Linked DNA regions of Mus musculus: regions 1, 2, 3, 5, 6 and 7 are each linked to region 4. Evidence: chromatin loops called from intact Hi-C (ENCODE). Cell type or tissue: left cerebral cortex. All regions are shown on one strand. Region 1 overlaps Zcchc9 (zinc finger, CCHC domain containing 9). Region 2 overlaps Ssbp2 (single-stranded DNA binding protein 2). Region 3 holds the start of Ssbp2 (single-stranded DNA binding protein 2). Region 4 holds the start of Gm46434 (a long non-coding RNA gene). Region 5 overlaps Ssbp2 (single-stranded DNA binding protein 2). Region 6 overlaps Ssbp2 (single-stranded DNA binding protein 2). Region 7 holds the start of Zcchc9 (zinc finger, CCHC domain containing 9).

Region 1 (4,000 bases), 870 kb after region 4:
CCAGATGAAGCTCTTAAAGCTCATGCCCACAGTGACACATCTACTCCAACAAGGCCACACCTCCAAATAGTGCCACTCCCTGGGCCAAGCATAGATAAACCATCACAGACATTTATTACAAATTACATTCAAGAAAAGGAACACAGTTGAATTATACATTTAAGTGCAAACCATGAAAACACAAAACATCAAAAACAAATCTCACGACCTCTAGTAAATGGTTCATGTGACATAAAATGAAAAGCATACGCATCAATAGAAAAACAAATAACAAACTGGACTTGACCAAACTTCTGTGCCCCCAAAGGATATCCTCAAAGGTGGAAAAAGACAGCTCACAGATGAGAGAAAACACGCTCAAATCTTCCGTCTGATCAGGCACTTCCATGAAGAATACAAACCTCCTAGGAGTGGATGGTACTTGTGTTATCTGTTTAACAGACACTCGTCCACTGATGTCACACGAAGAGCTAGTCAGCACATAATAGGGTGCTTGGTCTAGACCCTGCTAAGAGGAACATGGAACCACGACCAGGTCCTACTTTACACTACAGGCTTGCCTAGAAGGAACCTTTGCAGTTTCAACCACACACATCATCTCTCTGGTCCTATCATACGGCAACCTTGCTCTCTCTCCATGGGCTGTGACTGCTTTCCCTCTTCTGAGATGCTTTTCTGCATATATTTATGGTGGTTTTTTTCCTTGTCATTCAGACTTCAGGGCAAGTCTTCCCAAAAGCTTCCTCTGGACTATCCCATGTGAAGCAGCTCCTAGCAACGGCATCGCCTATTTATTACCTTCACCTCACTCCATCGTTTAATTCAACCCCTGGGCATATGTGAATGGTTCTTTTATGTGGACACCTTTGGGAATCCAGAAATGACTAACCACACGAGTCCTGCTCTCCTATAGCCTCTAAGCTAGAGTAAGGCGTTCAAAGGAAGTACTTGGTAGGCTTTAAATTAATGGAGGAAAGATGGACCAATGGAACGAGAAGCATCAGGAGAAGGAAGGGGCCGTTTCCTAGTGTCTGCTTGCAGACACTGCCGAGCCAGCTAGAGAGCTGAATGCGAGAGGGCATGGCTAGGAAACAGAGGTGGGCTTGTCAAGAGAAGCGGAGAGTCAAGGCTTGGAGCATAACTGTGGCGAACAAAAAAAAAGGAACGAGAAAGGCGCTGAGTAAGTGGTTATTGCAGGTGGACTTGAGTTTGATGTGTCAGTGGAGCAGCCAATCGGAACTGTCGATGGAAACTGGGGCTGTTCAAGCGGCACGTACTCAGGAGCCTGTCACAGAAAGGTGCAAGACGTGCTTAGAAGAGAAAATCAGGTGGACAAAGGTCTAAGAGACAAAATACTAGCCAAGTTTTATGGTGTTCAACAAAACATGTTTTTTTTTTTTTTTTTTTTTTTTTTTTTTTTTTTTAAGATTCACTGTTTTATGTATATGAGTGCTCTATCGGCATGTATGCCCGCATGCCAGAAGAGGCCATCAGATTCCAGTATATATTGTTGTGAGATGCCATGTGTTTGCTGGGAATTGAAGTCAGGACCTCTGGAAGAGCAGTCAGTGCTCCTAACCACTGAGCCTTCTCCCCAGCCCCACACATCCTGATGATGTAATAGAACATCCCTTTCTGACACCTTCCCTTGCATGCTGGGTGGACAAAGTACATGCCAAGCGTCACCAGCATTCCCAGGTGTAGAGCTAGCCCATCACTCGGGTGTCCTACCACCACTGCCTCCAGGACCGTCCTGCAGCATCTTTTTAAACGCTGCCCTCAACATCTGTCCTTTATTTTTACTGTTTTTTGGAAGGCAAACAGGCTAGCAGCATTGCTACAGTGAGGACTGTTTGGAGAGCACTCTTCCCGTTGTTCCCTCGATGTTGCAGGCGTCTGTGCTCTGGCGACATCCACCACAGCGTCTCCATGTTAAGTGGCACTAGTTTCCTTAAGCTCCGGGATGCTGAGCAATGTTTTGTCATCATGTTCTTCCCTCATCAAAAATAAAAGAACAGCTCCTATTAAGACTACAACTGTTAAGCTGTGTAGACATGAAAACAGAGGCCGTGTTTCTTTTCTTATTTGGTAAATATTTAGCTTTTGAGGCATCAGTAACTAATCACAGCTGCTTCCTTTAGCTACAAATGGATTCAATCAGGTAGAATTTGAGATGAAACTCAGAAGCCACCAGTCATTCCATTATGCTGCAGTGACAGCGGCAGGACTCGTGGAATGTACGTTAAATATGCATGTATTCATCAAATCAGACAAAGAAGCTAATGGGTCTCTGATTAGTGTTCTCACTCTATTATGGTGATGCATCCATCCTTCCACCACACCCTGCCACAGCTACAGCAGGCGGAAGCAGCCAGGGAGACTAATAGTCTGTCATGCCGTCGCTCTGTCTGAGGAATGCACACTGGCTTTCTGGCTAGAATTTCTCTCTTGAAAAACTGAAGGTGAAAAAGAACTGTGATGCTGGAAGACTCTTTAATATTAATAATTTCTAATTCTTTGTATCAAAACTAAAGAGAGCCCCTTTTATCTCTATTAAGGCTTTTACTTTATTATTTTTGGGACCAATATTGTTTTTAAAGGTACTCTAGAGTGAAAGTAACAATGATCAGTTCAACAAAGACAAACAGCTGATATAATTTTATTCAGTACTAAGAATTACAGATTTTGTGACAACATATAAATAAATTTCTATTACAAAAAATTGATACTCTGAATTAAGAGCATATAACAAAATATTTTTTGATTCACAAGCTGAAAGGCATGTGCTTTGTTTAGGGGTCAATTTTGATTCATAATTTACATTTATAGTGATGACTGCTATAATCAGGTATAGAGGCATTTAGTCATTTCTAAGTTCCATCTGTAAAATATGCTCTTAGGCACAGTACTCTGGATGCTGGAGCACGGTTATTAGTGTGAAGCCAACCTGGGCTACATAGAATCTGCTTCAAATACAGACAGACACACAGGCACAGAGAGATAGATAGACCACACACACACACACACACACACACACACACACACACACACACACACACACACACATTTCTAGAGAGTGTAATTAATCAACCTGTACGCCTTGATAGATTGATTGTAGGCAAGCTACCAAGGTCAGAGTGGTGTCTATAACACAGCTTTGCCTCCACAGTTGCCCAGCTTCAATCGCTAAAGGCTGAGTTTGGAAAGTAACCTTGAGGTGGTAATTAACAATTGTACCAATTAGTATCAAAAATTAACAACTTTGGGTACTTTGGTTTTAGGTTTCTGCAGTTTGGGCACATCCAGCACGTCTTCATAGTCTGCACTCATACCCTTTGCCCAGCGACCAACCGTGATGATCCGATCTGCAGAGGGATTTAAAAAAAAAAATCAAGATATAAAAACAACAGTAATCAAATGCTTCCACTGAGAGTGGTATTGGTTTAGTAAAGGAACTAGTTTTGACATGAATAATCACAAGGAGAGATGACTCCATCACTGCAGGAAAGTGAGCAATTCTGTAATTGATTAGAACCCTTGATTTCCGAGTACCACAGGCAATTTCTCATCCCAATTAGGGAAATGCAGACGCTACTTTGCAATGCACGGATTGATGAGAGCTCCCTCACTTCTTCCCCGAGTTCATCACTGAGGACTCGGTGATTCCAAGGCCCGTGAATAGCAAAAGTTAGGAGGCATCTGTTTTAAATGCACGCAATTCCACCTGCAAAATTAGACAGCAGCTGCTTGTCAGTTCTGCCATTTGGGAAGTGGCAATCCTCCCAGGAGGGAGAATTCAAATCCCACTTCATCATTTCAATCTCACTCCTACACCATATAAAAATGATCTCCTTCTCGCCAGGATTATAAACAAGAGCTGGTTCTCACATTCAAACATTTGGGCAAGAGAGGCAAACCGGGAGGACTCAGCCGTGAGCTCGGACTACAGAAAATGAAAAGAAACGTGCTTTTCTTCTAAGAAGCACTGCCGGGGGTCCTG
Region 2 (4,000 bases), 720 kb after region 4:
AACTAACTTTAATCCTGAAATCAATATCTGTGATTAATATTCCAGTCATCTAATATGTCCATTAGATTGTTGCCTTCCTTTTTGAGACTTTGTAACCATGGTGTTAGTTACTTTGCTGGCAGGAGAAACCTTCTGGAGGGGACTTACTTTGGCTCACAGTTTGAACGGGACCAGTCTAGCACTGCGGGGAGCATGGCACCTGTGGTGGCCCAGTCCATGGTGCTCGGAGCTTGCTGTGTGTTCATTCACATCTTAGCATCTTAGTGCATCAGGATTAAGAATCAGAAACAACTGGACATGGCTATGGGTTTTATATGATCTCCAAAGTCGCAGCAACCGATCTCTGTCAGTCAGGCTGACTTTCTTACCTCAATGACCCCATGTCACCTCTGGGCACAAGATGTTAAAACACACAAACCTGTGGGAAGCATTTCTGATCCAAGCCATAAGTTTTGTTTTTATTTAAATGGGAATGTGTCTTACTTAGTAAGAGGCCATTAAGTGAAATGAGTAGGAATAGTTGAACATGCGAAAGGAAGTGTCAGTTTAGTAAAATAAAGCCATCTAAAGGAAAATATATACTGATTTACTAGAGTCTGTCAGAGGCGTGATTAGTGTGAGAAAGCCAGTAACTCCTCAGTGACACCTGTCATGGAACCAGTTGATGACTTCAGAGCCACATTCTTTTCCTTTTTTTTTTTTTAAATTAGGTATTTTCTTCATTTACATTTCAAATGCTATCCCGAATACCCTTCCCCCATACCCTCCCTTCCCCGACACCCCCCTTTGTTCCCCAACCCACCCACTCCTGCTTCCTGGCCCTGGTGTTCCCCTGTACTAGCTCCTCCATTGGGGGCCCTGTGTTGCATCCAATAGCTGACTGTGAGCATCCACTTCTGTATTTGCCAGGCACTGGCATAGCCTCAGAAGAGACAGCTATATCAGGTCCTGTCAGCAAAATCTTGCTGGCATATGCAATAGTGTCTGGGTTTGGTGGCTGATTATGGGATCAGAGCCACATTCTTAAATCAAAACAACTAATTAATTGTTACCAGAGGAAAGGCAATAGGGCTGTCCATCAATCTTAAGTATAGTTTTAGTAGAAAAAATACAGTAATGCATTAATAATCTCATGTGGCTTAATTCAGCAGTTTCATGGTATACTAAGAATCTTAATTATAAGTGGTATCAACCTATTGGATGTCTACATTTTATATATGTATATTCATTCTTTCTTTCAAAAAAAGACAAAGGCATTAGCGGCTGTAGCCTTATTGAAACGGGCAGCAGCCTTTCCTTAGACCAGTTTATGTGTTCTTCTCATTTAGGTACAGTGGTCCAAATGACTGAGTAAATAGTCGGAATAAAATAAAGGAAAAACAAGCATTCTTGTGTGCTTAAAAAATAGATTAATCCTGTCGGCTACTTTGTAAGAGTATTTTTGCAGGTTGTAATGAAGATTATCACATGACTTAAAATAATTTATAGAATATTAAATTGAAGGCCATTTCTTCTTTCTAAGAGAGATTGTTGTATTTTTTCTTCTTCCTGCTCTTTACTGCAGAAAAATTCCACAATGGAAACTGAACCTTACTTACCACTCTAGGAACTGGACATATCTTTTATTGAAAAGCATGAGGCCGGGTGGCGATGGTGCACGCCTTTAATCCCAGCACTTGGGAGGCTGGATCTCTGAGTTCGAGGCCAGCCTGGTCTACAGAGTTCCAGGACGGCCAGGGCTACACAGAGAAACCCTGTCTCAAGAAAAAGAAAAAAAGAAAGAAAAGAAAAGCATGACATAATCTTGGATACACTTATAAATATCTGTTTAATTTGAATATAAACCAATATAGACTTGTTCGTTTTGCTGTGCATTATATTTTGCTACATTTTTATCTTGATACATTTATTATCTTATAGTCACTAAATCTTTAGCTTCCTTAACAGAAACTGTTAAAACTGATAATGTATTGACGTTGGGTAGTAAAAGTAAGGCTTTGCCAGACTGCAGTTGTAAGTATGTGGGGACAGCAAGTGTACTGCGAGAGTGACTTAGTTTCAGGCTGAGCGCTCACCCGGAATCTGATTGAGTTGATCAGACAGAGCTCTGCTGTGCTAGAGGACAGTGCCACAGCATCTCCAGCCGCTGGCAGGACTAGGTCAGCAGTGGGAATGCTGCTTTGCCATCTAGTGGCCGTGAGACAGTGTCTCCATGTTAGCATCTGTGTTGCAAAGAGTCTGTCTTTAACCAGACTGCATGGTAGCAAACTGACCTAATGCTTTGGCATAGTAGTAATGAAAAGGAATTAAAAAGAGAGAGGGAGAGGGGAAGAAAAAGTAGGAAGAAAATCAGGTAGTAGGAAAATTCCCATTTCTTTACAGGGTTATTGGCTAGAAAAGGCTCCCCAGCTGGGTGGGAGCACAGAGTAAAGCAATATTGCCAATACTTTGAAAAAAAATCAAACATGAGAAAAACCTCTTGTTTTTCTCTTGAGACTGAAAAGAAATCAAAAAGAATGTTTTTTTTTCCAAAATGTACTTTTTAAATTCATATTCTGTCCCAATTGCAACCCCTCTCTCCTCTCCTCCAAGTCTTACCTTTGTAAATCCTTTCCCTGTTTGTCCCTCCCCTTCTCTGAGGAAAAGGGGAAGCCCCCCTTGGGAACCACCCCACCGCGGGGTACCTAGTTCCTGCAGGACGGAACACCTTTTCTCCCATTAAAGCCCAAGGAGATAGTCTAGCTCGGAGAAGGGGACCCAAAAGCAGGCATCAGAGTCAAAGACAGCCCCGCTCCAATTGTTAGGGGAATCCCTATGAAGACCAAGCTGTACATCTGCTGCAAATGTGGGTGGGGGCTTAGTTCCAGCCCCTGCATGTTCTTTGGTTGGTGGTTTAGTCTCTGTGAGCCCCCAAGGTCCCAGAGTACTCCGCAGGTTTTCTTGTGGTGTTCTCTACCCTCCCTTAATTCTCCCTTAATTCTCTCTGCAACTCTTCCACAAGACTCCCAAGCTCCTCCTAATGTTTGGCTGTGGATCTCAGCATGTTTCCATTCATTGCTGGATGAAGCCTCTCAGGAGACAGTTGTGCTAGGCTCCTGTTTGCATAGCAGAGGATCACTAATAGTGTCAGGGGTTGGCTCTCTCCCATGGGATGGGTCTCAAATTTGGATAGTCATTGGTTGGCTGTTCCCTTAATCTCTGGGATCAGCTGGTGACCTGGGATGGGGGAGTTACAGGGAGTCTATGGGAGTGACCCTAGCTGAGATTTCTACCAGTGGGGAATACAGAGACTGGTAGCCACCCCCTATAGCCAGGCAGGACTTCCAGTGGAAGGAGGGGGACATCAACCCACCCACAAAACCTTCAACCTAAAGTTTGTTCTGCCCACAAGATACACAGGTTTTTAAAAGAAAAAAGAAAGAAGAAGGAAGGAAAGAAGGAAGGAAGCAAGCAAGCAAGCTTAAAAACGAAAACATTTCAGAGCAGAAACTGAAAAAAATTTAAATAATTTTATTCATTTCTTAATTTTTTTATGTGCATTGGTGTTTTGCCTGCACATATGTTTGCATGAGGATGTCAAATCCTGGAACCGGAGTAATAGACAGGTACGACCTGCCATGCGGGCTCTGGGAATTGAACCAAGATCCTTTAGAAGAGCAGTTAGTGCTCTTAACTGCTGAGCCATCTCTGAGCCCCAGGAAATATTTTCTATCATGTCTGGGTTAGTGTCTTAGAGGTAAATGTTTACTGGATTCCTGTGAATAAGTCTGAGGTTTTGAGATGCCTTGATGCGTGTCATGTGCTCTGCTGTTCTTGAGTCTTCCTGAGTCAGCCACACCAGCGTCAGGACTGGCTGCTTGCTCCCTCCCACACTGAGACATGCACAGGCTTGTAAGGTCGTTTCTAGTCTGCATCGGGATGTCAGGCTTGCTATGCCCCTCCGTCCAGTGATCTGCCTCTCCTCCTTCCCTGATGGGTTTCAGAAACAAGTCTTTAGAAA
Region 3 (4,000 bases), 530 kb after region 4:
AAATCCTTCTAGAGCAGTTTCTAATTCCCCCCTAGCGCCCGGGTTCGGAGGGGGAGGGGGGAAGGAGAGCGGGAGGGGGAGCGCGGCGGAGAGGGAAGGAGGGAGGGAGGGAGGGAGCGGGAGAGGGAGGGAGGGAGGGAGGAGACTGCCGCTTAGGCCGAGCCGCCGCCGCGCGCTCCGGCAGGCCGGAGGGAGGGGAGGCCTGTCAGTCTCGCGCGTTGCCAGGGCGAGGAGGGCGGAGCTCTGGCGTGGGGCGGCCAATGGTGGGGGTGGCTGCGTGGGTCGCCATGGGGACGGGGCTGTTCCCGGGGAGGCTGTGATGGGTTGACAGGTGCGTGACAGTGGGAGCTGCTCTCGGCACAAGCATGTACGGCAAAGGCAAGAGTAACAGCAGCGCCGTCCCGTCCGACAGCCAGGCCCGGGAGAAGTGAGTGTCTCCGCGCCGCAGCCACCTCCGCCTTCGCACGCGCGCACACTCGCGCACGCACTCGCACTCTCCGGGAACCGCAGCCACACGGCCGCCCCGCCGCGGGGGAGCCGGGGGTGGGCTGCAGGGGGAGGCGCGGGGCGGGGGCGCGCGGCTCCGGGGAGCGGCCGCCTGCCTCCACGGGGGAGCCCCCCGGGTGGGTGGCCGCGGGCAGCGGGCGGCGGGAGGGACGCGCGTGGCGGGGGGACGGCGGCGGCGGGGATGGAAACTTGTTTGGGTGGTTGAGGGGAACCACCCGCGGCTTCACCTCCTCGCAAAGTAACTTTGGAGCTGTGGTCCAGGACGGCCGGGCCGCGGCGCGCGGCGGGCCTGGGGGGCGCGGGCTGCGGGGCGGCCGGGGTCCGGCGGGGCCGCGGCGGGGGCCCGCGAGCGTGGAGAGGGGAGAGGACGGCGGGCCGGGCGGGCGGAAGCGGGGCCCCGCGGGGCGCGGAGGGCAAGTGCGGGCGTGGGCCGGGCGGGCGGGCGGGCGCAGAGACGCGGGTCCGCGGGTTCTCCCGGCGCAGGCCGAGCTGGCTGGCGGGCGGGTCCGGGGCGGCGGGGGAAGTTTGGGAGTGGGAGCGCCGAGTTCCCGGAGGGAGAGTGTGTGCTGGCCCGCGCGGGGTCGGTCGCGAGAGCTTGGCGCTCCTGCCTCCCGCCGCACACCGGCTCGGCGGCGGCCCCAGAACTTTTTGAGACTTGCGGTGTCCCCGGGGGTTGGTGGCCGCGGGCGCGGAGGGCAGGTCCCGTGGGCCGTGGCGGCGCCGCGAGGAGGGCTGCCCGCGGTGTGGACCCGACGCGGGTCGGCGTGGGGGCTGCGGCAGAGATGCTGGGCACAAGCCGCTCCGCTGGGTCGTGGGGGATACAGGTGGTAACTTCGGTGGGAACCCGGAGGACGTTGGGGAGCCGAGGTGCCACGGTCGCGGCACGCTGCGGAGCAGGCTAGTTGGCTGCTATTCTTGTGTACTTGTAACGGCGATTTGGTTGTTACTAAAATGAGAGCGAATAGTGACTCTGACACCGAGGAAGAACCCTCCCCCCCCCCCTTTTTCCTATGTGCAGATGTTCAGACTGATTCCCTGTACTGGGTCTGCTGGGGGCGGGGGGGGGGCGTCAAGCTTATCCTTGTCATTGAACATACTGTCTTGCTGAGGGGACTCAGGCTGGGGGAGAGCAAGTCCTTCTCAGAGGTACTCTGGGTCTCTTGCATACAAAAACAGCTTGGTAAATAAAAAAATCCAAATGTGTAGGCTACGGAGTTTACCCCCCTTGCTTAGGCAGTTAGTCATACCCTTGAAAGTTTGTTGTGCCCCAGGGAGGGGAACATGTTCTAATCTTTGTGTTGGCAGCAATACACACACAATTCCCATAGGGTTTAGAGGTGGCAGGCCCTGATGTAGGAAAACAAAACACAACAACAACAACAACAACAACAACATTAATGGAGAGATGTTTTTGATTCCTTCACCCCTGGTATTTTAAAGATCTTGCTGTGACAAGGAATATAAAAAACATACAGTGTTTATTGCCTGGTTAAGAAACTGTAGTTACTGGACTTGGAGTTCTAAAATATTACTGTGTGCTTATTAATCATTTGGCTGTAATATATCTGATAAAAACATCTGGAGGAGGATGCTTTAATGTTTATAAAATACCCGAATTTCACAGTTTGAGGAGTGAAAGGAATTGTATGTGATTCATTGAAAACAGAATCTTGTTGGGGGTTGACTGAATTTGGTATTAATTTGGGTTTTAGCTGGACTCCCATGAATAGCTGATATTCAGCCTAGTCGATTCCTTGGTCTCATGACTTTAAAAAAACAAAAATAAAATTGATTTTCAGTGCAGAGACGACAAGGGAGTTAGATTTGGTATGTTTTGGTCCTTTCCAGCTCTAATTCTGATTCTGTCACAAAAACAAGTAATTGCCACTTTACTCTCATCTGCCAAACTGAACACCAAGGAACATCATTCTTAGGAGCAAAGCGACGAGGGCTCGGCTAGATGGTGCTGTTTGATTTAAATATCTTTCTTCCATTTACTACAATTGGCAGTCGAGTTCTTAACTCGTTTTGCCTTGTGGACTAGACAGGTGAAGAAGCCACTTGAGTTGACAGTGGCTGTCTGAGTTTATTGTTTCTGCGTTAATTTCTAGCAGATCTAAGACAAACATTGAAGAACACCCTATTTTTATAGAATCAATGTCATGGGAGAGTTGATGTGATCACTGTTGTTTCTGTTTACTGATATCAGTATATTGATTGCAGAAGATGGGAAACTTAAAGTTGCCATTAAACGTATGGGGACGGATTTTTGTTTTTAATTTTGAAGGAAGCAGATTTGAAGAGTTAGCCAAGATAAATAATTCTCTAGTAAGCAACTTAAGACCGTTCCAGTCTTAAAAGTCACAATTAGTTTATATTTTAGTAATAAGTATGAGTATATCTTTATAAAACAGTTTTGCAGAATGAGTTGTGAGTAATGGCAAAGACGGAGTGAACATACTAGCTTTATAATCAAGAGTGTGTTTTCTCACACAGCTTCACAAAGGGAAAGCTGGCAGTCACTTACCTGAATTTAAGTCTTTGCTTTGTCTTGCAATAAGAAGTTACTATATAAAGTATTTGAAATTAATCCATGGCTTGTATAATTTATAAAATTTTGTTTTGTAATTCTGAACATAAAAATTGGCTAGGGTCAGGTTAATTGTGTGTTTTGTTGTTTTACAAAATAAACAGGTTAAGCCTACTCAGAGGTTTGCAAAAGGTTTAATTAGGGAGAGTGATTGAACAACCCTGGAGGAAGGTGGGCTGTTCGCATAGAAATTTTAATTCTGATCCTGATAGATTATTGCCACTGGCTTTAGTACTTCCCTTATAGCACTGACCACGATAATCAGTGTTTCTTTTGAGTAGGGAACAATACTTTTTATTTCTCTCTTAAGGTGGTTTTTTGTTTTTGTTTTTTTGTTTTTGTTTCTTTTACATTAAGAACCCTGTCTTCTAATACTGGAAGTTGCAGTTTCTTGGTGATGGATATGCCAGACTCAAAGGAATCTTTGCAGTGTGAAAAGTTCTCATTGTAAGGACATTCAAGGTTGAGTTCTATATTCTTTAGCATGGTTTTATTTAAAAAAAAAAAAAAATCCTGAACAGGAATCCAGAGAAGAACTGTTGTGTTTGCCACAGTGTATGCCAACTCTGTGTGGAGAGGTTCATCATGTTTATTTTCTCTTTATTCATATTTCTTCTTGTTCTCCCAATAATTCTGATAGGTGGCTTTTTTCCTTCTCCCTTTATGTAACAAGACAGATTCCCTGTCTGATTAAGTAACTACCCAGGGATAAGATGCTAGAAAGTAGGAGAGCTGTGCTTTCAACCAAGGTTTCTCCAGCTTTTGCACTTGTCATTGAAACTGAAAGATACAGTTTCAATGACCAGGTTACCTTCTCTATCTAGGATAGAGTGTCACCGATTTAGGAAACAGTATTACATAATCAGATATAACAGCATCAGGATTTTGTCAGCTGTGTAATCT
Region 4 (4,000 bases):
ATTTGTTTAGCTTTGGTGAGGGTGTCACGGTGGATGCCATCTCTACAGAGGGAGTACAGGCAGCTGAGAGATTCAGAGCAGTTAATGGGTCTACGTACAACAATATATTTTTATGAAAACTAGCCTCTAATGTCCTGCCTGATCATTCCTGTGTGAAAGCAATAATCCATTCCTACAGGTGGAGTCATCTGACATAATTACTAGGTCTGTGGTGGTTTGGATAAGAAAAGCCACCATAGGCACATATGTTTGAATTCTTTTTTGTTGTTGTTGTTGTTGTTGTTTTTGTTTTGTTTTGTTTTTTTGTTTTGTTTTGTTTTGTTTTGAGACAGGGTTTCTCTGTATAGCCCTGGCTGTCCTGGAACTCACTTTGTAGACCGGCTGGCCTCGAACTCAAGAAATCCACCTGCCTCTGCCTCCCGAGTGCTGGGATTAAAGGCGTGCGCCACCACGCCCGGCTATGTCTGAATTCTTAGTTACCAGGGAGTGGCAGTACTTGGAGGGATTAGGAAGTGTCCCTTATTGGAGGAAGTGTGTCACGGGGGGGGGGGGGGGGGATGTGGGGAGGGGGTGTGGGGAGGGGGGCGTGGGGTGGGGTAAACTTTGAGGTTTCAAAAGCCCAAGCCAGGTCGAGGGGCCCTCTCCCTTCTTCCTGTGGATCCAGATATAGAACTTTCACTTACATTCTCTAACATGTTCTGCCTGAGGGCTGCATACTCCTGCCATGATGAAAATGGACTAAATCGCTGAAACCGTAAGCCAGCCCCAGTTGAATGCTTTCTTCTATAAGAGTTGCTATGGTCATGGTGGTCTCTTCACAGCAACAGAACCTAGACCAAGATAGTTCCACCTTAACACCCTCAACACTACCACATTAGGAACCAATTTCTTCCCAGCCCCTGAATAACCCTGTGGGGAACAGACCATGTCACCGATCCTTCCTATGGAACCTGTAAACTGCACCTGTCCATTTTGCTTTGGTTGTATTTGCTGGCTTGATTACAGCCTTTGGCCCAAAGACTCTGGTAAATTTACAATCCAACATGGGTTTGAAGCCCACCATCAGGGATAAAGGAAGAGGTCAAAACTCCAAAGTTTAGGGATTGCAATGTTCAACGATTGAAAATGGAGCAAAAAAAAATTTAATAATCAATGGACAAGGTCAAAGAAAAATGTCTGTATCCATAGAAAGAAATGCCACAATGTTTATAATTTGCGTTAAGGACCTGGAACAAGTGAAGAACTAGATGAAGCACACACACCACCATCTAGGTGTGCTCATTCTGGCTTTTAGGTATGGGAGGGATCACACCAGTCTCCATTTGTATGCTTTAAAAGTTCCATAATTTAGAATTTTCCATACATTCTGACTGGGTAGCCACAACACTAGCCGTACAAGAACATCTGTATAGCTGCAGAGTATGTGGACCATCAGTAAAATAAAGACCTGGGGACAGTCAAGTGACAACTGCCGGTAGTACATTTATTTATGTTCTTTGCTTGAGGTAGAGTTTTGATAGCTGGGCCTACCTGGCTTGGCAGTCATTATGTAGCCCAGTGTGCCCTTGGACTCATGGCAATCCTTCTGCCTCAGCCTCTTAAGTGCTGGGATTATAGGCACTGGTAGCCTCACCTTTGTAGATTAAAAACTCACTGACTGTGTCCTAATGGCTACTTTTTTAATGTTATCGTCCTTCAGCCTCTGAACAAATTTCTCTCCATTCTATAAGCCTACATCCTCTGGCTCTGTAATTACCGATGAAATTCAAGTCTGCAACAGATACTCATTGAGTGTGCTTCACCAAACACTACAGATCTGTTTAACGGTGGTTTCCTGTTAACACGTCTCGCTGCCTTTGCTAGCATTCTTCTTTGTAACTAGGAATGGCTTCAGGACATATAACACTTTTAAAGAAATCCAAGAAAGTGTCACAGAGCTAAAGGTTTATTATCATATCGATTGATTTGAACACAGAACACATGTGGGGTTGGGCTCAGTTTTAATACTTTACAAAAAGAGGACTAACTCTGAAGGCACGGGCAACAAGACCACTAGATGTCGCTGCTGACAACATCAAAGGAAAAGCAAGGCCTGTGATACTGTTTTAAAGATCACGACCAAACTGAGGACTAAAAAGCAAAACCATTTATTGATACACCCTATAAAATCCTGAGGCAGAACATGAGCATGTTATCTTACACATGTAATCCAAGCACTCTGGAGGCTGAGGCAGGAGAATTACCACGGTTTTGAGGTCAGCCTAGGTTACACATAATTTTGAGGCCTCCTTGAGCTACAGTGTGAGACCCTGTATTAAAAACAAAAAGTTAGATGTAAAGTAAAATAAAATCATGTTACAGTCCACAGACCCCGAGAGGCTAAGTAACAAGGAGGATTCAAGGGGGTCGGAAAGGAACGAAAGGATTTCCCTGGGAAGGGGAAATAGAACAGATTTCACAGGATGACTGGGTGTGGGAGGGGTTGGAAACAGGAGAGATGAAGGGGAGAAAATACTGGGGGACATTTTAGGGAGAGGTGGAAACCCAGTGCAATAAAAGCTCCATGGAATTTACCAGAGTAACCCTACCAAGACTCCAAGTAATGAAGGACACGGGGCCGGAACCAGCACTCTTCTGTAACCAGGCACGACCTCAAGAGGAGGGACAGGGAAACCAGTCCAGCCATACAACCTCTGACCTACAGTTTATTCTGCCTAGAGAGAGTTCTAGGACTCTGGAGCCTAGCGAATTCATCATCGAAGAGACCAGAGGGACTTCATCCAGCAACTGATGGCAGATGCAGAGTCCCAGACTCAAACATTAGGCTGAGCACAAGGAGTCCTGTGGAGAAGGAAAAGATTGGAGGAGCCAGAGAGGTCAGGGACACCAAGAGAACACAGCCCACAGATTCAGCTGATTAGGACTGATGGGTGCTCACAAAGCTCAGGGAGCCCGGTCTGTCAAAGGTCCTCTGCATATATGCTATGGCAGAGTAGCTTGATGTTCCTGCGGGAATCCTAAGAGTGAGAGCTGGGGCTGTCCCTACCTCTAGGGCCCCTTTCTTCCTACAGGGTTGTCTTGTCCAACTTTGATGTGCTTGGTCTCCTTGTAGCTTGTTAGGCCACGTTTGGTTGAAGTCTGCTCTTTTCTGAGGGGAGGCAGAGGGTGGAGGGAGTGAATCTCAGAGAGAAGAGGTGTGTGGGAGGGCACTGGGGGAAGGGGAAACTGTGGTCAAGATGTAATAAATGAGAGAAAACAAAACAGAAAACCAAACCCTCAAACCCAGAGGGGCAGTTTCAGACTAGTGTCCATGAGAATAGCCAAGGCTATGGGCATAAGAATATTTAACTACAGCCGAAGTCCTCCTGCGAAAGTGACATTAACTCACTGGCCAACAGAGTACCCAAGCCATGACATAGTCTTTGAAGTGGAAAGAACTAATGTGCCCGTTCACTTTTAGATCTCTGCTCCTTGAAGTTAGAAATCTGTCTGGATCACAAACCAGCTCATACCTACCCTACCTCCACAGACACATACATGTACATCCTATGAAGATTTTATACATATTTCTACACAGACTGCATGTACAGCCATGCTGCTGGAAGACAGCTCTGTCAGGTGACAAAACCACATACATGACTTAGCCTCATGTGCGGCAGGCCGTGCATCTCCTTATGATTCTCATACCTAACAATGCTTTGGGGTTTTTTTTTTTTTTTTTTTTTTTGAGAACAAATACACATCCCACCATTGAGGACAAAAGACTGACCCAAAGCAGAGTTCAAAAATAACAACACGTTTACTATGTGAAGTACATTTGATATGTTCCTTTGAATGTGGTCTTTATTTTTAAAATGACTATCACCAGAAGCCAGAGATGAGGAACCCAACCTTACTGCTCTTAACAGCCTCTGCTCTTCCCACTGGCCAGAGAACAAACACCATCTCCATTGAGGCCTGGGGCCTCCTTGGTCCATCCGAGAGGATGAGAGGCCAAAGG
Region 5 (4,000 bases), 710 kb after region 4:
AGACCCTCCCAGGCTGTTCACTTGCAGTTGGTACAGCAGAAGTGTAGGTTTTCTACACTTGGGTCTGTGCCCCATTTCACAGAGGTGACATTCCTGTGTGAGTCTTCTGGGCAAGAGCTGACAGAGGCAGAAGGAGAAATGGACGAGCAATAGTTGATATATGAAGGAACGAATAAGAACTGGAAATTAGAGAATGTTCAAAGACAAAGTCAGCAAAGAAAAGAGAATGTTGATGTTTTATTAGTGGAAAATCCTAAGCACATACTATTTAACATCCTCCTGGGTGCTGGAGGTGTATAACATGGCATACCTTGGCTATAGTCGGGAAACTGAAATTTAGAAACTAAAACATCCAACCATGTGTGAATTAAATTAAAAGTGTCTTTGCTGACATCTACAAGGCTAGATATTATTCTCATTTTATTTCCTAATTCATCTAGTCAGTATAATTTTGGTTTCTAGTTATTTCCATTAATCAGCAAAATAAAATTGTATTTTGACGATTCAAAAAAGGTACTGAATACCAATATTAGACCTTGCAGATACCAACAAAGGTAAAGTCAACGTAAACGTATTGCTTTGTATTCTTCATTATTAGAAAACAGAATAGAGTTCGATTAGTTATATGAGATGTTTGAAAATGGATGATAAAGTTTAACACGTAGAAGAAAAATATTGTTTTAAAATAAACAGTAAAATAGAAAAAAAGGCAAACTAGTAATCAATTTGTGGAAAGATAATGAAGAGAAGGATAATGTACTTCAGGATTAAAAAACCAAAACTGTTGAGCCAGTCCCCCAGTGGTGGGCAACGTTTGTGAGGTGGTGGAGAGACTGCTGCTGGGCGCCCTGTGGAGGTGCAGTTTATGATTTATCTGTACACTGGGAACTATTTATCTACATTATTTGGCATCAGACTTCTAACAGCAAGGCCTAGGAAGGGACCAGGCCTCTTCCCTCACTCTCCATCGAGAGAACTCTGCTTTGTAAAACCTGGAAGATTGATTGAAGAGAGCATGTTACTGGAAGGCTGTTCCTCAGGTGGAACTCTCTCCTCAGGAGGGAAAGACAGACTTCAGTCTCCCTGCAGTTTGCTCAACTCTAAAGGGAGGGCCTTGTAAAGGATGTGAAAGTGAAGTGAACATGGAGAAAGTTAGGTGTGCCAGTGAAGTGAAAGGTCTGGAAAATCTTCAATGAGCAAATTCACACCTAAGTCGGGGATATAAAAGGAACAATGACTGTAGTTCTTTCAGAAACACTCTTATATCCAAGGAAGCTGTTTTGCTTTGTTTTGCTGGTTTTGGTTTTGGTTTGGTTTTGCTGGTTTCGGTTTTGGTTTGGTTTTGCTGTTCCTTTTTTTGTTTTGTTTTGGTTTGGTTTGTTTTTTAGACAGGGCCTCACTATGTAACCCTGGCTGGCCTAGAACTTGGTATGTAGACCAGGGTGGCCCTGATCTCACAAAGATCTGCCTGTCTCTATCTTCTAGATGCTGGCAATAAAGGCATGTGTCACCACACCTGCATATTCAAGAAATTTTATTGCTGTATATTTTTAAACTACATTCTTTACATTAAATTGAAGTATATAAAACCATTTGATATGAATTTGTTCTGAAAGGGCAAGTGTGATGCTCACATTGAAAAATACAAAATAGCAAAAAACATGTCAGGAGAATGTAGTCGTCAAAGTCTCAAATATCTACCAGCAAGTAAGAGTTCCTCTGATGACCAAACAGGGCTAACCTTAGAACACAGTGATGACTTAAGTCAGTTACCAGTGCTCATGTTATGTTTCTCAGAGGAAAACCAAATATCTATCAAATGGAAACGAAAGTTTCTTTTCTTATTCCTGAATTTTTGAAAGTTGTTTTTTTGTTTGTTTGTTTTGTTTTACAGGACTAGATTTCTTAATATAGTAAAGCTATCTTCAACCAGCAATCAGACTATTTAAGTGTTTCGAATTATAATTGATATTGCCAGATAGCTACTACCATCATTTTAAGATTTACTTGAAAATGCCTGTATGTGGGTAGTGTGTGTTGTGCTGTCATAACAGTATATCTAAGAACAGAAATTTAGATAAAACCAAGTCTATGTCATAGCCAGGAGACTGGGAAGTCTGAGGCTGAGCACTGCCACCTAGTGGTAGGACGTTCCTGCTGTGTCTTATTTGAGAAAGGCAGAAGAGCACATAGAACAAACTGCCTCACCCGTTCTTTTAAGACCTGTTAGAAAGGGAGAACTCTTATATCCCCATCACCTCTTAAACGTGCTACCTCTTACTTCATTCGCATTGGTAACACATGAATTTGGGAAAAGACATAATTGAAATCATAGAGGCTTAAAATAGTATAGATAACAACATAATAAAACCAGCAATCCTGTTTATTTTTAATCTCCTTTCAGTTTGTAAGTCATATCACCACTTTATTTTTGCAGTTATTACTTTAAAGTTTTATATATTCTTAATATTTTTCTGTTCCACAAAAATGCAGATTTTACATCTTTATTTTTACTATGTAATTAGGACCTGGTTCCCTAGTACTCTTAGTAAATCAAAGGAGCAATTACCTGGCGTATAAAATCTTAATAAATCTGATTATATTTTATGATAGAGTGAATCTTTTTAGCTTCATGTCTGCTTTTTTTGAAACCTCTTAGAGGTATGTGGACCTCCTCTCTACAATATTCAAATAGCAAGGCTAATGATTTAATAAAATGTGTGTTAAGATGCACATTTCTTAAAAAATATTAAGTATGAAAGTAAGTAATTGAATCCAGCAGAAGACACTAAAATGACATGTTTCCATCCTAACGGACGTCTTCCTGATTCAGTTAGCTACAAGAAATATTATAAAATCATAGTGTATGTTTTTCTTTCATTAAGATAAGCTATTATAAAAATCAGCCCCAAACAATTATATAATAAAGGATATTCCATGGTAGTCTAGTGAGAATTCTTTGTGGGAGTTTTAATCTAACTAAGCTGTTTACTCTTGTTACATGGCTATACAGAGTCCTACACACTTCTGGGTTAGGCCCAGTTATAAGTTTCTGTTTATTCTTAGATCATGGATTAACTCTGTCTCATGTGTTAGCAAACATCAAACAAGTTTGTTGAAGAAAGTAAGAACTCTTTCCTTTGAGAAGCTTTAATTCACATAGCTTGACTCTTTAAATTCAATACTCAGATTATTTAGATTGATACTTACACAAATTAGCATGCTATTCAGTTGGAGGTTTATTATTTGACAGTACTTACAGAACCAATTCGTATACCTCTATGATACCAACAGAACAAGATTTGTGAGTGGACCAAATGGTGCTCTAGGCTGAGTCACATAATATAATTTGTTAGTAAAGCCTAGCGAAAGTGGGTGACCAGTATGCTTAGATCGAGGTCCTCAAAGTGAAGTTTAGTCAGAGTGATCTGGTCTGTGACTTTGTGCCTCACGTAGTTTCTAATATTGTGTTATTTTTGTATCTTTAAAAGAGGGCTGAGACTTTCTCTTACACCAATAACTAACTAACTGGGCCATGTTCTGTATGTCATCTAGTTATCAGGCCCAATAGCTAACTAACTGGGCCGTGTTCTGTATGTCATCTAGTTATCAGGCCCAATAACTAACTAACTGGGCCGTGTTCTGTATGTCATCTAGTTATCAGGCCCAATAACTAACTAACTGGGCCGTGTTCTGTATGTCATCTAGTTATCAGGCCCAATAACTAACTAACTGGGCCGTGTTCTGTATGTCATCTAGTTATCAGGCCCAATAACTAACTAACTGGGCCATGTTCTGTATGTCATCTAGTTATCAGGCCCAATAACTAACTAACTGGGCCGTGTTCTGTATGTCATCTAGTTATCAGGCCCAATAACTAACTAACTGGGCCGTGTTCTGTATGTCATCTAGTTATCAGGCCCAATAACTAACTAACTGGGCCATGTTCTGTATGTCATCTAGTTATCAGGCCCAATAGCTAACTAACTGGGCCGTGTTC
Region 6 (4,000 bases), 770 kb after region 4:
AAGTTTCCTAGATCTCCTTCTAAACCCAATGGACTCAGAATTTTTGGGAGTCAGGCTGGGCAGGGTGATGAAAAGGGCTAGTTAGGAATTTCGGGGGCTGCTCTGTGCTGGGACCACTGAGCTGGATTAGAAAACAAATGTTGCAGAGCCCAAGTGAGCTTTATCAGTGTATGACCCATGGATCTGTCAGGACAAAAGGCACACATGCTTGCCACCATGCTGTCTGACTCAGCGTTTGCCAAAGCTGCCAGGTCTGGAGGTGGACATCACGGCTAATAGCATTCGACTTTAGTGCAGAGTGATGCCCAACATGGAGTCCAGAGTTTGATGTTCTGTGGATTCCTTTGCTTCTTGGTCTCAACCTATAGTCTCCATTAGAAATGAGGCTGCCCCTGAATGTAGGCTAGAAAAAGGGTTTTTTTTTCTTCTGCTCTCTAATTTGCTTTATATGATTAGTAGGACAAAGAAGGTAGATAAAATTACATGAGATAGCCTAGCCATCAGTGAGTAAGCAAGAAAAATCAGGAGACAGCTCAGGGTTTAAGCCACATGTGAGATTACAAGAGGCATTATTTTAGGACCATGGTCTCTGTTTCCCCTGGAACAAGGACAAGCCAGTCATTTTTAATGTTCACTTTATCTAATAAAACACATTTATCTCCTTTTGTATTCCAGAGTGAGGAGCATAGCATGTGTGTCAGTCAGGAGTACAGTTCTGCTAACAGATGATCACAGGGGACTAACATGTATGCATTCTGTAGTACACTGTTGACAGCAAAGGGGTGAAGTAAACTGTGGATTAAAAATAGAGCCTTATGTAATAGAATACCACTCTGTTGAACAACTCTGACCAAACCAGAGGACAGTGTGTTAAGTGACATAAAAGACACAAAAAGCCAGCACTGAGTGGCTCACTCTGACAGAATCTGTTCAAATGCTGGTCATGATGGGCCCCTTGAACGTCCCACTTGCAACCTGAAGCACGTAGGTGGAAAACAGACAGACAAATCAAGCACTTACTAGTAACAAATCATAAAGAAATGCATTTTAAAACGGTTTTTGATGTGCACTTTCTTATAATTTATTAAACACAAGATCTAATGAAATGTTCTCTGTGTGTATGAGAGTGGATGTATGAGAGAGAGAGAGAGAGAGAGAGAGAGAGAGAGAGAGAGAGAGAGACCAAGTGTATGTTCTTTGTGTAGTTCTGGCTGTCCTAGAAATTCTGTTTGGACTAGGCTGGCCTTGAACTCACAGAGCTCTGTATGCCTTTGCCTCCGGAATGCTGTCTTGTGTGTTTTATGTAAAGAGGCTTTCGCTGAATGCTTGTTACTTCAGGACATAGAGAATCTGATTTTTTTCAGAGTTGAATGGTTTTTATTTTACAGTCATCAACATAAAAACGTATTTCACATACATATGTGATAAGAGATAGCTGGCGTAGTTTAGGACCATCTCATAAGTTGTTGGAAGTCTGTCAAAATCAGCCTGGCCTGGCCTGGCTGCCCTGAACTCAGAGGAGCTTCAGTGCCAAGTAAAACTACAGGGTGGAGTTGAAAACCAGGCTCTCTGAAGCTCCTCCTTCCCTCTCTTGCCCCAGAAGGAGAGTTCACAAAAGGGAAAAGAGCTGAGAGCAGCCAGAGACACTGCATCCCCTTCCTGGTTGATGGTTAGAGACTGAGCACAGTGGGGTGTGGCAAGGGTGATTGATGGCTACCACAGTCTAGAAAGAAGTGCTCAGTCCTAATGACTACTTGGTCCTCTGGTCTGTCCAGTAAGGAGAGTTCACCTACTGCAGCTGGTATCTTTGTCATCTGTGGCTTGCTTTCTATTACCACAGTTTTTACTGTATAAGGATGTCATACAATATGTTTGCTCAAATCTGTCCCTTCAATCCTTCCCCTCCAATTCTTTCCTGTCCCCCTCCCCCACTTCTCCCTGCCAGTTCCATGTGTTCTGTTGTGGAGTCCATTGAGTACACTTCGTGTTGCCTGTATATAAATGCCACCACACTTTTTTGTTTATTTTAAAGTAGACCAAGCAGTGAACGGAGAGAGGACAATAGAGAAAAAGATTCTGTGCTTACAAGCACGGGTTTAAGGACAAAGTAGCTATCTCCAGTGACTTTATTTGTACCTTAACTAAGAAAATGAGGAACTATTTAGTGAACTCAAAAATACCAGCTTGACAGTCCAGAGTCTGGAGTTTAAGGCACAGAACTAGACGCTTGTGTGTTTAGCAGTCTGCCCTTGGAGGCTGCCATTCTCTCCCTAGAGGTTAAACCAAAAGGCCAGAGAATGAGGAAACAACTGTTCAGTGCTTGCTGTATACTAGATAGTAACCCATTCTCTCCCGACATGCTGCTTGACTTAATTACATCAAGACAAACATGCCAAAATCCACAAAGCTAGCACTGCGAACATGATCGACAGGGCCAAGTGAACAAAACAAGTCTCCTTTCAAGAATCAAAGCTGCCCCCTAGTGTTCACAGGCTGTAAATACTTATTTTAGGTGGTGCAGATACAGAAATAGCTCAAAGAAAGCAGTTGGATTGATTTGGAAGAATGTTTTCCTGTGGCCTTAGTCTATAACCAGATTAGCAGATGTGCTATTAGTACCACAGTTGCAATAGTGGCATGCTACCTTGCCTGTCCTGTCCACTGCTGCTATTGTTGGGAAACAATGGAAGCCCAAGTTTAAGTGGTCACATAAGCATTAAGTTATTTCATGTTATATTCAGAGGAACATAACTACTCTTTATTTCTCATTAAGAAAACAGAATATTTATAGAAACAGACTTGGAAAGTGTTGTGATCTAAAGTATCCTTCAAGCAGACGTAGTGACTATGTTTAATGGATGCTGTAGAATAGTAGCTAGGTGGTAGAAGGAAAAGACTCTAAAAGTTCATACTAGGACCTGCTATCTCAAAGTATATTTTAAAAAACAGACAAAATAGGTATATATTTAAAATAACATTTTGGTTCTACTTTTTTCCCCTTAAGCCAAATGAGAGTGCTGTCAATATCTACAGGGCCATTTTACCCTCCTAGGAGAGCCAGGCTGGCTGAATAGTTGCCGACAGTAAGACCTGACGTCACAGCATTGTGGTATAAAGCTTACAGTGTGTCGTTGTATATCGATGCAACAGCACAGCACAGACACTGACCTGAGTCCACACCGTACACCAGGAAGAGTGTCTCTCACAGTCACCTGGCGGCCAGTTCGGCACTCACATCTCCTTTCTTCTGGGAAGTGTGAGCCACGCCCTCAGTGCCCTGAAGAAGGGATCCATGGGAATGCTGCTTCTGCTTGTCCTTGGGAGCTTTCCTAGAACTTTATAATTCCCTTTAGAGGCGTTTTCCTGAAAGTGTCTCAGTAATAGAAACTGGCAGTGAGCAGTCCATAGCCTTACAGGAACTTGTGACACATTCCTAGGGGTGCCCGGGCAGGAGTGTGTCCTTCACTCTGCAGTTGTGTGTGCTACTCAGTAGTTAGTCCTTATGAGGTTCTAGTGAACTCTGAGTTTGATTTCATGGAGCTGTTGCCTGACCCTCGGTTCCTCGACACCTAATAGCTTTCTCTCAGTTTCTTTTATGGGCAAAGTGACTTCTTCTAACTTCCTGATATATCCACAGTGTTTTTCTTTTCTGTAAGATTTCTCAAGACATTTTATATACCACATTTTAACAAGGACTCCTGTAAAGGGCTTATAGCAGCTAATAAACACTTGATCACAGAGCATGTGAACATGAGCATCATTAGATGACATATATTAGAATGAAAATATCTATAATGTGCTCTAATGTCATGTGATACATGAGTGGGCTGCAATGATGCTTAGGAAGAAAGCACTGTAGAACACCAGATTGCCCAGACTACATATTCAGTGGAAGGTTGTCTGGAGTTTTACCCAGAGATTTCTGGAAGCACCCCTCCCTCGCGCACCCCCTTCCCACAGGGAGCCATCCTACCTCCAGGTTTTAGTCATTGACACAGCA
Region 7 (4,000 bases), 880 kb after region 4:
CACGGGACAGCCGGACAGCCCTGGTGCCCCCGCACGCGCGGCATCGCTTCTCCATGCCCGCCCCAGCACTGCGACCCGCGGGCACCCTAGCAGGCCTGCGGGGCCCGCTCCCAGCAACGGAGCCGGCGATCCGACAAGCTAGCTCCCGGGCTCTGCCCTCGCGATCTCCCGCAGGAGTCCGGCCCCAGTCGGCCAAGGTAGCACAGAGGCGCCCACGCCTTAACCGGTGGTACCCGCGTAGCTCCTTACCGGGTCTGAATCCTCCAGAGCAGCTGAGACAACGAACCAGAGAAGCCCGGCCCCGGATGAGATCGCGGCCATAGAGACCGGAAGTGCACCGTCTCCACGCGTCACTTCCGGCAGGCCAAGCAAGGGAAGCGTGAGGTGTTTGTGGGTCTTAAACTGGGGAAGGTGGCTGGCTTGTGCCAGTTTGTGGGTCGTGTAGTGTTTGTTTGTAAGGGCGCTGCACTGGAGTCCCCGGACACAAAGATAATGAGCGCCCAGTCTGTGCGGTCCCAGAATGTGCAGTCTAGATGACGGAAGGACTCTTGGGAGGAAGGTCTTCCTTACACGGTCCTTTGAATTGGACAATATATTTCAATGAATTTGAAATAGTAGCGAAATAGTGAGAGAGAGAGAGAGAGAGAGAGAGAGAGAGAGAGAGAGATAGACAGAGACAGAGACAGACAGAGACAGACAGAGAGAGGGGGGGGAGAGAGAGAGGGAGAGAGAGAGAGGGAGAGAGAGAGAGAGAGAGAGAGAGAGAGAGAGAGAGAGAGAGAGAGAGAGAGAGAGAGAGAGAAAGAGAGAGAGAGAGAGAGAAAGAGAGAGAGAGAGAGCCGAGGCTCCGCAGTGTCAGCGCACCAAGAGAGTCGCTGAGATGCAAGTCTGAAGAGACCTTCGGAGCACCTATTGCTTCTGAGTGGTACTTCATGATTGCCCTGCCTGGCGTTAATTCACAGTTGGTGGCCGGAGTTCATTTTTCAATAAAATTCTAGTCCTCCGTCCTATTAGTGCTCCCCCGCCCTCCCTCGCTCGGGAAGCCTCCCCCAGGTTTGTTCAGTGAGAAACGGCATGGACGTACACATTTAGTCCTCCATCAGGCTCTGTTTATTTTGCCTCTTAAATATTTGATCCACTGCCTCTTCTCGCCTTTTGTCTCTACTGACTGTCCCGTTCGTTCCTTGTCTCAGCTTTCACTGTGTTGGCCCGAATTTTTGCAGCTCATCTGGGCAGACGTTTTTGCCCAGATGTTTTACACAAGTGAACTTTTGAAAATATAAGTCAGAGCGCCAGATCCAATTGGTGTCTTCCAGACTAAACCCCTTCCATCTTTTCTCAATGTTGAGATGATATTCAAACTCTGGAAGAGCATTTGTTACAATCTCTGTCCTATTTAAGCTCTGTACGAAGGGGCCTTCTCCCATCTTCTTTTTGTTTAGCACCAGGATTTACATACGCTGTTCTGCTTACATAATACTCTGGTTTCTTTAATTATGTTCTGTTTCAAGTCTTCCAAGATTTTATTCTTATCTAAGCCTCTGAAACATCCTCTCCCAGGCCATGCTTTTTGATTCTTTTCACAGAGGATTGTATAATAAGTTTTACTGTATCCTGATTGCCTCTCACATAATTGATCCCCATTCCTTACTACATCCGTTAGCTGGATAAAGAGTTAAAATGGGCCCAGTTTTCCTTAAATGGAAAATCAGTGTCAGAAAAATATTGTGATTTGGTATAGTAAATGCCACAAATATCCCAGAAAGTTTAAAAATACAAAACAAAACAAAAACAAACAATCCTCTAGCTGTTGGGAAATGAACTGCTTAAAAGATGGGTGATGGGAGCCGGGCGTGGTGGCGCACGCCTTTAATCCCAGCACTTGGGAGGCAGGTGGATTTCTGAGTTCGAGGCCAGTCTGGTCTACAAAGTGAGTTCCAGGACAGCCAGGGCTATACAGAGAAACCCAGTCTCGAACCCCCCCCCCCCAAAAAAAAAAGGGTGATGGGCCGGGTGTGGTGGTGGACGCCTTTAATCCCAGCACTCCCAAAGCAGAGGCAGGCAGATCTCTGAGATTGAGGCCAGCCTGGTCTACAAATCGAGTTCCAGGACAAGCAGAGTTATACAGAGAAACCCTGCCTCTAAAAACAAAACAAAACAAAACAAAAAGAAAGGTGTGTGATAATGCCTCTTATAGCTTAGTGACCTCAGCCAGCTGTCTCCAATACTAACATTTTAACTAAGTGTGAAATTTTATTTTCTGTTGATGCCTAGCCTTGAATATAATATATACCACTAGATGGCGCATTCAACAAAAATGGTGTCCTTTTAATGCTAAATTTCCTTGAAGATCTGATTTTTGGAAGTGAGGGAACACTTCTGTTTTGATGATTAGTAGTTGAGTAAACAAATCATATACTAAGTCCTCAGGATTCATGAGGAAGCGTTAGTATTCCTACTAGTAGTAGCTACTATTTACTGAGTACATCTACCCACTATCCTGGGAGGTAGCTATTGCTTTTTCCATTGAACAACGAGGAAATAAGCCCAGAGAGCTAAAGTCACTCAAGGTCACACAGGCAGTAAGAAACAAAATGAAACTTTGAACCAAGAACTCAGTCTGTATTTATGTACTCTTCTGTTTTGAAATACTGCAGAGCATTGTCTGCTTGTAATCACTTAAAATATGCTTTATTGAGTTATCCATGCCAATGTAAGACTTAGGGTGTATATTGCTTATAATTCAAGAGATTATACTTTTATTCTATGTCTCTTTTACTTATTGATATAAATATATCATTTCATGACAAAATGTAAGAAAGATGTTAAGTGAGGAGCTAAGGGTTTCATTATCAAGAGACATGCTTCATTTTTTATATTCATATTCATGCCCTCAGAGATACAATTCCAAGTGTGCTTTATTAGTCTCCTCGCCATCTTTCAATTCTTTAAAAAAAAAAAAAAACCACGATTAATCATCATATAATCATCAGGCAAGGTCTTTAAGTAACATTGCATCTATGCTCAAGGAGCTAAGTAAATGCTGAAGGTGATTTCGGCAGTTTGGAAAAAATGTTGTAAATGGATCGTGAGATGCTCAGTCTCTGTTTAAATCTTTATGTTCTGGGGATTGAAATTCAGCTAGCATGGCAAGTGGTTTGGCCATTGAGCCATCTCCCCAGTCCTGTTCTATTGTCTGAAAATACCAAGGGTTCAAAGTGTATCTCAGTTGTGGAGCACTTGCTCAGTTCACAACGACCACCTCTCCCAACATTTGATCCAAAACCACAGAGAAAACTATGCATTCACATTTTGGTAGATACCACCTAGTCATCTGTTCAAGCTTGTACCGAGGTATTCACTCAGAGGCAATGCACGAGAGCAGCTAGATTCTCATCCTCACCTGAAGAGCACATTTACAAACTCGAGCTGTTGCCAGGCAGCCGAAGGTGAGCATGACCTATAGCTGTATGCAGTGTCTGTTCATTTACTACAAGGGGGGTTGAGCTTGTTGCTGCTTCTGAAAGAAAGATGAAATTTCAAGACCTGTAAGTCATATAAAGTACTCAGAAATTGCTGGTTGTTTGTGAGCCTAGAGGCTGCCTGGGGCTGAGAAAAAAGAAAAACAAACCTGGGTATGCCCCGTAGTTAAAACATTCCTGGGAACATCTTGACCATAAGATAAAGGGGAATGTGAAGACATAACAGGGCTATCTGAACTGAGTCAACAACTCACAGAACTCTGACACCCTGCACGTACATGTAATTTTTCTGCTGATGTTTGAATAAGCCAATAGTGTGTCGCTATGCTGAACTTCACACCCCTAAGCCCCTTACCCCATAAAAACCCTTAGCTTTCGAGCCTCGTGGCCGACATCCGTTATCTCCTGTGTGGGATGCATGTCGGTCCGGAGCTCCGTCATTAAACGACCTCAAGTAATTACATCAGGGTGGTCTATTCATGATTCTTTGGGTGCACGCCGGATTGGGAATTGAGTGG

Evidence for each region. Hi-C counts contacts between places; a loop is a spot of excess contacts. Peaks named below come from ENCODE experiments on the same cell type or tissue, not always from the same donor. Only the 100,000 strongest peaks of a DNase experiment are listed, where the experiment ranks them.
Region 1: a loop joins it to region 4, with 2.6 times the contacts of the local background. A loop is called at or near these places in 6 of 42 quality-filtered maps.
Region 2: a loop joins it to region 4, with 2.4 times the contacts of the local background. A loop is called at or near these places in 19 of 42 quality-filtered maps.
Region 3: it touches region 4 in a loop (2.8-fold over the local background); 8 of 42 quality-filtered maps call a loop at or near these places.
Region 5: a loop joins it to region 4, with 4 times the contacts of the local background. A loop is called at or near these places in 19 of 42 quality-filtered maps.
Region 6: it touches region 4 in a loop (4-fold over the local background); 5 of 42 quality-filtered maps call a loop at or near these places.
Region 7: it touches region 4 in a loop (3-fold over the local background); 6 of 42 quality-filtered maps call a loop at or near these places.

The regions. Positions count from the first base shown.
Region 1 is chr13:91,793,890-91,797,889 of GRCm38, forward strand. Zcchc9 (zinc finger, CCHC domain containing 9) reads right to left here. Exons shown (of 6, transcript NM_145453.2): 6 at 2,644-3,365. The coding sequence ends at 3,247. Among named protein-coding and RNA genes, the nearest start is that of Zcchc9, 12 kb to the right of the region's middle. In left cerebral cortex, no CTCF peak of the experiment used is centred here; DNase peaks (open chromatin) are centred at 2,276 and 3,776.
Region 2 is chr13:91,646,318-91,650,317 of GRCm38, forward strand. All of the region lies in intron 5 of Ssbp2 (single-stranded DNA binding protein 2), which reads left to right. Among named protein-coding and RNA genes, the nearest start is that of Gm22778, 75 kb to the right of the region's middle. In left cerebral cortex, a CTCF peak has its summit at 2,190 (motif pointing left); DNase peaks (open chromatin) are centred at 2,176 and 3,807.
Region 3 is chr13:91,460,822-91,464,821 of GRCm38, forward strand. It overlaps Ssbp2 (single-stranded DNA binding protein 2), which reads left to right and starts at 276. Exons shown (of 17, transcript NM_024272.4): 1 at 276-427. The coding sequence starts at 366. In left cerebral cortex, a CTCF peak has its summit at 2,453; DNase peaks (open chromatin) are centred at 8, 240, 1,397, 1,656 and 1 more place; H3K4me3 peaks cover 2,471 bases; H3K27ac peaks cover 807 bases.
Region 4 is chr13:90,927,981-90,931,980 of GRCm38, forward strand. It overlaps Gm46434 (a long non-coding RNA gene), which reads right to left and starts at 3,701. Exons shown (of 2, transcript XR_001781017.1): 1 at 3,047-3,701; 2 at 1,930-2,841. In left cerebral cortex, a CTCF peak has its summit at 2,046 (motif pointing right); a DNase peak (open chromatin) is centred at 2,055.
Region 5 is chr13:91,634,887-91,638,886 of GRCm38, forward strand. The region is part of intron 4 of Ssbp2 (single-stranded DNA binding protein 2); the gene reads left to right. Among named protein-coding and RNA genes, the nearest start is that of Gm22778, 86 kb to the right of the region's middle. In left cerebral cortex, a CTCF peak has its summit at 2,147 (motif pointing left); a DNase peak (open chromatin) is centred at 2,141.
Region 6 is chr13:91,694,766-91,698,765 of GRCm38, forward strand. The region is part of intron 16 of Ssbp2 (single-stranded DNA binding protein 2); the gene reads left to right. Among named protein-coding and RNA genes, the nearest start is that of Gm22778, 26 kb to the right of the region's middle. In left cerebral cortex, a CTCF peak has its summit at 2,479 (motif pointing left); a DNase peak (open chromatin) is centred at 2,472.
Region 7 is chr13:91,807,361-91,811,360 of GRCm38, forward strand. It overlaps Zcchc9 (zinc finger, CCHC domain containing 9), which reads right to left and starts at 336. Exons shown (of 6, transcript NM_145453.2): 1 at 250-336. In left cerebral cortex, a CTCF peak has its summit at 2,298 (motif pointing right); DNase peaks (open chromatin) are centred at 319, 1,121 and 2,393; H3K4me3 peaks cover 1,268 bases; H3K27ac peaks cover 1,709 bases.